Regions from separate parts of the Homo sapiens genome. Here region 2 is linked to region 1. The links are chromatin loops, found by intact Hi-C in ENCODE. Cell type or tissue: CD4-positive, alpha-beta T cell. All regions are shown on one strand. Links, peaks and the distances in the headings refer to the core of each region. The heading gives the core; the rest is flanking DNA.

Region 1 (5,405 bases), core at 242-5,241:
ATGCTAGATATGTACTAAAGACTGTAGATTCAGTCTTTTTTTTTTTTTTTTGAGACACAGCCTTGCTCTGTCCTCCAGGCTGGAGTACAGTGGCACCATCTTGGCTCACTGCAACCTCCGCCTCCAGGATTCAAGTGATTCTCCCACCTCAGCCTCCCAAGTAGCAGAGGACTACAGGCACATGCCATCATGCCTGGCCAATTTTTGTATTTTTGGTAGAGATAGTGTTTCACCATGTTGGCCAGGCTGGTCTCAAACTCCTGAGCTCAGGTGATCCACCCACCTTGGCCTCCCAAAATGCTGGGATTATAGGTGTGAGCCACCACACCCGGCCAGATTCAGTCTTTACTATAAAATAAATTATGAGCGTGATATGGGAAAGGAACAAAAGAGCTTAGAAGGATGAACTCCAAAACATTAAACTGATGGTATTAATCTTAAATCCATTAATGCAGATCAGGTACCAGCAAACTACAACCCCTGGGCCAAATCTGGCCACTGCCTGTCTTCACATAGCCCGTGAGCTAAGAATGTCTTATACAGATGAATATTTGTACTCTATTTGATGTAGACAACACTGACTTTGAAACAACAGTTAAGCAAAATATCCCCTCCAGAAAGAATTTCCCTCTTTTCATTATTAGACCTGTATTACAACAAAGTGGCCTCAATTATTATTATTGATTTTTGATAGTAAACATTTGTGGAAATGTTCGTCCCTTTGATCTAAGTACCCACATAATATTCTTGATTTTGCCTCTTGGCCCACAAAACCTAAAATCTATAATATCTGGCCGGTTACAGAAAGAGTTGACCACCCCTGATGTAGATTGGGTTATGTTTTCACTTCTCTGTGTGGTTTCCCCTTTTGCTAAGGAAATGCTGAACTGTTTTCCACAAATTTGACATACTCGTACCTAGCCTGTTTTTTAAATTTATATTGACTGTGTAGTGCTTGGGTTGTGTTGGGATCACAGTTTTAGCTTATATTATTTTTTACTTATTTATATTTTACTTCATGTTACTAGCAGAATCATGTAAGTAATAGGAGTGTTATTATTCTGAAAAAGTGCTGTACAAAGCAGTACAATGCTTTTTCATTGTGTTGGGGAGTTTTGCAAAAGACAGCATCAAATAAAAGAAAATCATGCCTTTAAGGTTCTTCTTTCTGAGTAAAACAACTTGGCCCCTGAAGCATGAATGAATAGAGTTTATTAGCCCCAAATGGCAGCAGTGCATTTTGAGACAACATTGTCATTTAATCCTTATAAGTAGATCTTCTTCTTTGGTCCCCGCAGGCCTCAGGGGAGCAATGGCATTTGCGTTGGCCATCCGTGACACGGCATCCTATGCTCGCCAGATGATGTTCACGACCACCCTTCTCATTGTGTTCTTCACTGTCTGGATCATTGGAGGAGGCACGACACCCATGTTGTCATGGCTTAACATCAGGTTGGTTTGGAACCAAGGCTAATTGAGTATGTCAGTTGTCACCGTTCCTGAGAATGTTCAACAACCTGTGCAGGATGTGCTACTTTAGTTCATGGAAACCTTTTACAGTCTTTGGTTTTGTTTGTGAGGGGGGATTAACAATTTTTTTTAAAACAATAAGTAAAAGTTTGGAGTATGGGGTTTTCCAGGAGAAAAAATGTAGTCATTAAAAATTTTTGTCAGTGCAAACATACAAAGAATGAGAAGTGCCTGGATCTTGCTAGAACAGTGACATTAGAGCAAAAATTTAAAAAGTCTTAAAGCTGCGGGAGAGAAAATAGACCAAGAGCCCCTGGCAGAGTCCAGTATTTCATGTTCCTTTGAAATGAAATCCAGACTCTGAAGAATAAGCTCACCAGCCAGAAATAGAGGCAATTAGAGTTTTATTTTAGCATGAAGCTGTATGCTGTCTCTTCTTGCTTGAGTGTACAAAAGAGGTGACATTTCCTGGGTAACCCTCACCTGTTGCAGTTTCATGGATGTCCTCTGCCTGTGGCTTTGTAGCTGTGTCAGGACAGAAGGAGCACTGATACGAGTTTGACTTTTTCAAGAGCGCTTGAATTCCAAATTGTGTTTGTGAGCTCCAGCATCTTATGGTAAAGAGGTCACTGGAAATAAGGTTCAAGAGACCCACAGCCCAACTCTGGCTTGGGTTAAAGACAAGCCCCTCATGTCTTTGGGCCTCAGGTTTCCTCAGTGTTAAGTGAAGACACTCTGCCAGGTGATTTCAAGGGCACTTCAGCTGTAGGTGTCGTGCTGCACATCACTGGATGTGCTCTGGCCACTTGCCACAGTTTCAGGTCTGCAGAGGGTGACCGTGTTCTGGAACAAGAAGACACTTGGGTAGTGCAAAGGTGTGAATAAAAATTCTCTGAAAAGCCACAAGGTGGCAATGGTTTTTCTTTCTCTGCTGGCTTTTTTAGTTTGTATTCTCTAGACTGTAGAATGCCCGACACAGCTGCAGAGCGTACATAGCTTGGAGGAGAGAAAATGAACAGAGATCTCCCAGTCATCCTTGGGGTTGGGGGGAAGAAACTAAAATTTGAGAGAATCATCTCCTGTGTCTGGGGTTTTTGTATAGATGTTAGGCAGAGATTCCTGGGCTGCCACTTCTGCTGCCAGCCACTGCCACTTCCACTTCCACTGCCAGCTTCACCATTTCTGGGCTAGTGTATCTCTGCCTGAGATCCAGGTGGGTCTGCAGAACCAATATGGGGTTTATCAGTGTTAGTCATAATAATAAGTAACACTTACGTTGCAGGCATTGTTCCAGATACCATACATATATTAAGATAATTCTCATAACATTCTTATAAGGGAGATAGGACTATTATCTCAATTTTAGAGTTGGGGAAACTGAGGCACAAAGCAGTAATTTGCCCAAGGTCACAGAGCTTTAAGTGGACAAGCTAGGATTTGAACCTAGGCACTCATACCACAGAGTCCACACTCTTAACCACTGTGCTATACTGCCTGTAAGAAGAGTTATAAAATTTGGGAAGGTTAGAATTTCAGTTTCCTGGCATGAATCTCAAGGGTTGGATTAAGGAAAAGAATCCATCTTTGAGAATATAAACCTGAAGAAAATTTACAGTCTCTTACTTTTAAACTTAAGACATAAGATGGTACCATCTTTGTTCTATGTAGCAGAATTAGGGCAAGAAAAAAGGTTTACCCTCTACACAGTTGAGAATCTTTGCATTTGGTGACCTCTGAGATTACTTCCTGCTCCTGTTTGTCTGGTCACCTAGTAGATGCTCTGGATGCTCAGAGCCTCATTAAATCATGTTTGTTTTTCATGCTAGTTTATAAATCCTTTTCTCCCCCACCCCTCAAACATATACGGGACCAAATAATTTTCCATTGAGAGTAGAGAGTTGACTTTTGACATTTTGCTGTTGTAACTGCCTTGGAGATCCATGTAGGTTGTTCATGTATCAAGTTTGTTCTGTTTTATTGCAGAGTAGCATTCCAAGGTGGGCCTGCCACATTCCTCCTCTGGTCCCTGCTGCCTAATTAGTGGCTCCAGCCACTAATTTAACCATTTACCCCTCGAAGGACATTTGGATAGTTTCAAGTTTTAGGCTATTATAAATAAAGCCACTGTGAATATTCTTGTGTAGGTTTTTGCATGGGCATAAATTTTTACCTCTGCAAGATAGATGCCCAGGAGTGTGCCTTCTGTGTTGGATAGTAAACGTGTTTAGTTTTATAAGAAACTGCCAACTGTTTTCCAGAGTGGCTGTACCATTGTACATTCCCACCAGCAGTGTATGAGGGATCCAGTTTCTCAGCATCCCCCCCAGCATTTGGTATTGTCAGGGTATTTCATTTCAGCTGTTCCAATAGGTATGTGGGAATATCTCATTGTGGTCTTAATTTGCATTTCTCTCATAGATAATGATATTAAGCATGACTTCATGTGTTTATTTACCATTTATATGTCTTCTTTGGTGAAATATCTGTTCAAGTCTTTTGTCCATTTTTAAATTGGATTGTTTGTTTCTTTGTTGAGTTTTTAGAGTTCTTTATTCTAGACTGTAGTCTTTTGTCAGATACATGGTTTGCAAATATTTTTTCCCAGTGTGTAGCTTGTCTTTTAATCCTTTTAATAGGGTCTTTCATAGAGCAGAAGTTTTAATTTATAATTTATCATTTTTTTTCTTTTATGGGTCATGCATTTGGTATCATGTCTAAGGACTCCACCAAGCCTTAGGCCTGAAGATTTCTTCTGCGTTATCTTCTAAAAGCTTTTTAGTTTTACACTGTACATTTAAGTCTGTGATCCATTTTGAGTTAATTTTTATATAAGATGTGAGGTTTAGGTTGAGGTTTTATTTGCCAATGGCTATCCAGTTGTTCTAGCATAATATGTTAAAAAGACTATCCTACTCCATTGAATTAATTTTGCTCCTTTGTCAAAAATCAGTTGTCTCTATGCATGGGGGTGTCTTTCTGCACTGCTCTATTGGTTTATGTGTCTATCCTTCCAAGACCATACTGTCTTGATGACTATACTTACGCAGCAAACCTTAGCATCAGAGTGATTCCTCCCACTTTATTGTTATGGCTATTCTAGTTCCTTTCCATATAAATTTTGGAATAAATTTGTCTACATGTAAAAAAAATCTTGCTGGGTCTTTCATAGGAATTATGTTAAACCTTTACATTAATTTTTGGGGAGATTGACATCTTTATTATGTTGAATCTTCCAATCCATGAACATGATATATTTCTCCATTTATTTAGAACTTCTTTGATTTCTTTCATTCGATTTTTGCAGTTTTCAGCAACCAAGTCCTGTACATGTTTTGTTAGTACTTGTATCCTGTCACCTTACTGCTGAACTCACTTACTAGTTCTTTAGTTCTGAAAGTGTTTTGGTCCTTTTTTTTTTTTTTGGTAGATTCTTTTGAATTTTCTACATAGACCATATAGACCATCATGGTATTTGTAAATAGCCACAGTTTTTTTTTTTTCCTTCCTTTTCAACCAGTGTACCTTTTGTGTCCTTTTCTTGCCTTATTGCTCTGGTTAGGATTTTCACTACTATGTAGAATAAGAGTGGTATAAATGGACATCCTCATCTTGTTTCTGATCTTAAGAGGAAAGCATTTTCCAGGGACGGTGGCTCACATCTGTAATCCCAGCACTTTGGGAGGCTGAGGTGGGCGGATCACAAGGTCAGGAGTTCGAGACCAGCCTGACCAACATGGTGAAACCCTGTCTCTACTAAAAATACAAAAAATTAGCTTGGAGTGGTGGCAGGTGCCTGTAGTCCCAGCTACTTGGGAGGCTGAGGCGGGAGAATGGCGTGAACCCAGGAGGCAGAACTTGCAGTGAGCTGAGATCACGCCACTGCACTCCAGCCTGGGCGACAGAGCGAGACTCCATCTCAAAAAAAAAAAAAAAAA
Region 2 (5,405 bases), core at 300-5,299, 260 kb after region 1:
GTAGTTCTGGAAAGTTGCTCTTTTGGAAGAGAAATTTATATGTATAAAGGAAATCTCCTTTCATAAGGGTCTCTCCCTCTCAGTAACCGGAGGAGAAGAATGATTAAATCACTATTAAACAACGGAGAAGGCATGACTTAAATCAGCATGACAAATATTGCTTTTATTTATGGTGCTTTTCCTGGCAATCTGTCTTGGCGTGGGATTTCCCCACACCCTTATTAGTTTCAGCAAACAATGGTATTCATGCTTGAAGTTTATACTCTTTCTTTGAGATCTACTCTGGATATTTACTAATTTCTCTAAATTTTCTCTCATGTATACTATATATTAATATATAATATATTAATATGTATAATATATTTTAATATATAAACTATAAATTAAAATATATAATATATATTATAATTATATATTATAATTATATATTATATATAATTATATATTTAATATATACATAATTATACATAATTATATATATTTAATATATATAATTAATATAATAATATAGATACTATGTATAAATATATGATATATATTAATATAGATGCTATGTATAAAATATATAATATATTAATATAGACACTATGTATAAAATATATAATATATATTAATATAGACACTATGTATAAAATATGTAATATATATTAATATAGACACTATGTATAAAATATATAATATATATTAATATAGACACTATGTATAAAATATATAATATGTATTAATATAGATACTATGTATAAAATATATAATATATATTAATATAGATACTATGTATAAAATATATAATATATATTAATATAGATACTATGTATAAAATATATAATATATATTAATATAGATACTATGTATAAAATATATAATATATTTATAGATACTATGTATAAATATATAATATATATTTATAGATACTATGTATAAAATAGATAATATATATTTATAGATACTATGTATAAAATATATAATATATATTAATATAGATACTATGTATAAAATATATAATATATATTAATATAGATACTATGTATAAAATATGTAATATATATTTATAGATACTATGTATAAAATATATAATATATATTAATATAGATACTATGTATAAAATATATAATATATATTTATAGATACTATGTATAAAATATATAATATATATTTATAGATACTATATATAAAATATATAATATATATTAATATAGATACTATATATAAAATATATAATATATATTTATAGATACTATATATAAAATATATAATATATATTTATAGATACTATATATAAAATATATAATATATTAATATATTATATATAAAATATATAATATATTAATATATTATATATAAAATATATAATATATTAATATATTATATATAAAATATATAATATATTAATATATTATATATAAAATATATAATATAAAATATATAATATATTAATATATTATATATAAAATATATAATATATTAATATATATACTATATATAAAATATATAATATATATAAAATATATAATATATTAATATATATACTATATATAAAATATATAATATATATTTATAGATACTATATATAAAATATATAATATATATTTATAGATACTATATATAAAATATATAATATATATTTATAGATACTATATGTAAAATATATAATATATATTTATAGATACTATATGTAAAATATATAATATATATACTATATATAAAATATATAATATGTATTTATAGATACTATATATAAAATATATAATATATATATACTATATATAAAAATATATAATATATATGAATATATACTATATATAAAAATATATAATATATTAATATATACTATATAGTATATATTATATATTTGAGACAGGGTCTCACTCTGTTGCCCAGGCTGCACTGCAGTGACACAATCTTTGCTCACTGCAGCCTCAACCTCCTGGGCTCAAGCATCCTTCTGCAAGTAGCTAGGATTACAGGCGTGTGCTACCACGCTTGGATAATTTTTAAAATTTTTTGTAGTGATGGGTTCTCTCTATATTGGCCAGGCTGGTCTTGAGCTCCTGGGCTCAAACAATCCTCTTGCCTTGGCCTCCTAAAGTGTTGGGATTACTGGCATGAGCCACCACACCTGGCCCAAGATATTGTTAAAGAAAAAATACTTAATGTTACTTGTTAAAGCACTGTAAGGAATACTTTACCCAAGACCATCATGGTATTTATAGAGACCACTGCAACAGGGCCTTGCAGCAGGGCAGAGAGATTGGACTCAACTCTGAATACAGCCTGGGCAGGTGGGAATTTATGGCCAAGGAGCAGTGTGGGGGTCTGTGGATGGACAACGACTAAGGGGAACATCAAGAGTAATGTAGATTCTGGTTCAACTGATCTAACAGGATTCTTGCTGAGGACAGGCCAGGGTGAACAGATATCACCTGGGGGATGGTGGAGTATGAGGAACTCGATCAGATGTCAAGGCTGGGGGATTCTTGCTAAACTGACTTAGCAGAGTTTTTGCTAAAACTGAATTTTACAGAGAAGTGCACAGATGGGCCTAGCAGAAGGTTCAAAAGCCTGAGTAAAGTTTGACCAAGCAAAGAATCTTTGTCAACATATGTATTAATAAACTTCTGTTTTTTTCTCTTGTTAATTTTTTTTTTTTTTTTGAGGCGGAGTCTTACTCTGTCACCCAGGCTGGAGTGCAGTGGTGCAATCTCAGCTCACTGCAACCTCTGCCTCCTGCCTCAGCCTCCCGAGTAGCTGGGATTACAGGCGCCTGCCACTACCCCCGGCTAATTTTTGTATTTTTGGTAGAAACGGGGTTTCATCATGTTGGCCAGGCTGGTCTCAAACTCCTAACTTCAAGTGATCTGCCCTCCTCAGCCTCCCAAAATGTTGGCATTACAGGTGTGAGCCACTGCGCCCGGCCAGGAATCTGCCTTTTGTTACAGGAAGTCCCAGTTAAGAATGGTGAAGGGTAAAGAGAAATTTATTTTTTCTCCCCCACAGCAATGTCCGGTAAAATCAGTTGATCTATCTTTTGAGAGGCGGTAGCAAAGGTAAATTGTTTTAGGGGCCTAGAAATCAGGCATTTCAAAAGAGGGATGCTTAAAGTAAAATACAGAAACACTGATATAAAAATAAAAGGTTATGTTAACCTATAAAGAGCTAGGAGTTGAACCCTGAGGGCAACCAGGCTACTGGATTCCAAGAAATGGATAGAGGAAACTCTTCAGATTAAGAATCAGGAGAATTGAAGATATTCAGCAAATTTCTTTGTTGGCATCTCTAATGTGATTAAGATATCAGAGTTTTGGGGAACAAAGGTATAGTGGTTGCTTCTGGCTACGGCACATGCGCTCCCTCTGCAGGCCCAAATTATGAGAGCACCAGTTGGTTAGGCAGCACAGCTGATTTTCTTGATGCTCTCAAGCTAGGATGTCTATGCTCTTGATAATATTGTCCATGGTTGTGGCTACTACTCATGTAAGAGTGTGTGTATATGACCTGGGCATTTCTTTGGATTTCTTAGTGGTCAAGGCAGTGGTTTGTTCAGACAGAAATTCCAGCCCATGCATGGTCATCTGTGAGAGTGAGTCCTTTGAGGTTTATATCAAGTTTTTGGGATTCGATTTGCAAGGTTTCTTTAAGTCCTGGAGGAAAAGGTCAAGTGCAAGGAAGTCCAGCATCTCAATAGGGTTTTGGGCAGTCAGGTTTTAGTTCTTGGTGATTCAGGAGTCAGGCAGGAGAGAGAAAAATTGGAAATGTTCGTTTGAAGGGTCGTAGCCAGATATTGAAGAAAACGGAAAGAACTGAAAGTTTGTTAAACAACTGACCAAGAATCTGGGCAAGGTAGCAGGATCCAGTCTAATTTGCAGGTAGGAACCCTAACTGGTGTTTCCTGAGGAAGAGAAAGTCAACTAAATCTCCATCAGACAAGACAGAGTTTGTATGATATATATCAGTTTCCTTCAATTTATAAAGTGATGCACAATAGTTCAAAGATAATGAACAGGACCAGAATCTGATAAACCAGAAATATGTGCTACAGATGATACAGAGTTTTCCACCGAAATAAAATTTTTCTTTATAGTACTGAAAAATATTCACTTACCAATTCTGTGAACATTTGTTATATAGTTTAGACTATAATGAATATTCAATTCAGTATTCTGATTTATTTTTTCTCAATTAGAAAGGAATTCATTAGAAGAGGAAAATGTTATATATTTGTGGAATGGCACACCACTCTGAAAACAGAATCTAGTTTTTAATGCTAAAAAATTAGGAAATGAAGTTTAAAAATCAACGAGCTATAAACTGAGAAATACAGAGGAAGGAAATGATACTGCAGAATGTCAAATATTTATGTAGTGGACTCTCACAAGTGAGTTTCACATATTTATTTTTGGATCCCTCCAGCAGGAACCGACATCAGCACTGAGAAGCCGTTTATTGAAGTATGGGAATGAGTGTGTTTTGATCCTAACTGGAGAGTGTTTTGTCTGCCTTAGTGAAAGGAGAAGCTGAAGAACGCAGCAGCCATCGTGCCTGCTAATTTTGATGTTATGATTTAATACCAGGTTGGCAAACTATAGCCCATGGGCCACATCCAGCCCACTCTCTGCTTTTATAGATAAAGTTTTATTGGAATACAGCAGTGTCCATTTGTTTATGTAATTTATTTATTTATTTATTTTTCTTTCTTTCTCTTTCTTTTCTTTGTCTCTCTTTATCTCCCTCCCTCCCTCTTTCTTCCTTCCTTTCTTTCTTTCTTTCTTTTTCTTTCTCTATCTCCCTCCCTCCCACTTTCTTTCTTCCTTCCCTCCCTCCCTCCTTTCTTTCTTTCTTTCTTCCTTTCTTTCTCTTTCTTTCTTTCTTTCTCTTTCTTTCTTCCTTTCTTTCTCTTTCTTTCTTTCTTCCTTCCTTTCTTTCTTTCTTCCTTTCTTTCTTTCTTTATCTATCCCCTTTCTTTCTTTCTCTCTTTCTTTTTCTTTCTCTCTTTCTTTCTTTCTATAGGGTCTTGCTCTGTCACCCAGGCTGCTAGAGTGCAGTGGCACAATCTTGGCTCACTGCCACCTCTGCCTCCAGGGTTCAAGCGATTTTCCTGCCTCAACCTCCCTAGTAGCTGGAATTACATATGCGTGCCACCACGCCCAACTAATTTTTGTATTTTTAGTAGATACAGGGTTTTTCACAATGTTGGCCAGGCTGGTCTTAAACTCCTAACCTCAATTGTTCCTCCCACCTAGGCTGCCCAAAGTGCTGGGATTGCAGGCGTGAGCCACCGCACCCAGCCTTGTTTATGTATTTTCTATGGCTGCCAGAGACCTTATGGTCCACAAAGCCTAAAATATTTACTATCTGGCCCTTTTTGGAAAAAGTTTTCTGATCCCTGATATTATATAATATAATTTATA

The links. Hi-C counts contacts between places; a loop is a spot of excess contacts. Peaks named below come from ENCODE experiments on the same cell type or tissue, not always from the same donor. Only the 100,000 strongest peaks of a DNase experiment are listed, where the experiment ranks them.
Region 2: a loop joins it to region 1, with 27 times the contacts of the local background. A loop is called at or near these places in 6 of 110 quality-filtered maps.

What each region holds. Positions count from the first base shown.
Region 1 is chrX:46,639,283-46,644,687 of GRCh38, reverse strand. SLC9A7 (solute carrier family 9 member A7) reads left to right here. Exons shown (of 17, transcript NM_001257291.2): 12 at 1,299-1,452. Among named protein-coding and RNA genes, the nearest start is that of CHST7, 68 kb to the right of the region's middle. In CD4-positive, alpha-beta T cell, for the core only: a CTCF peak has its summit at 2,316; a DNase peak (open chromatin) is centred at 2,367.
Region 2 is chrX:46,379,779-46,385,183 of GRCh38, reverse strand. No RefSeq gene overlaps it. Among named protein-coding and RNA genes, the nearest start is that of LINC01186, 55 kb to the right of the region's middle. In CD4-positive, alpha-beta T cell, for the core only: no CTCF peak of the experiment used is centred there; a DNase peak (open chromatin) is centred at 3,363.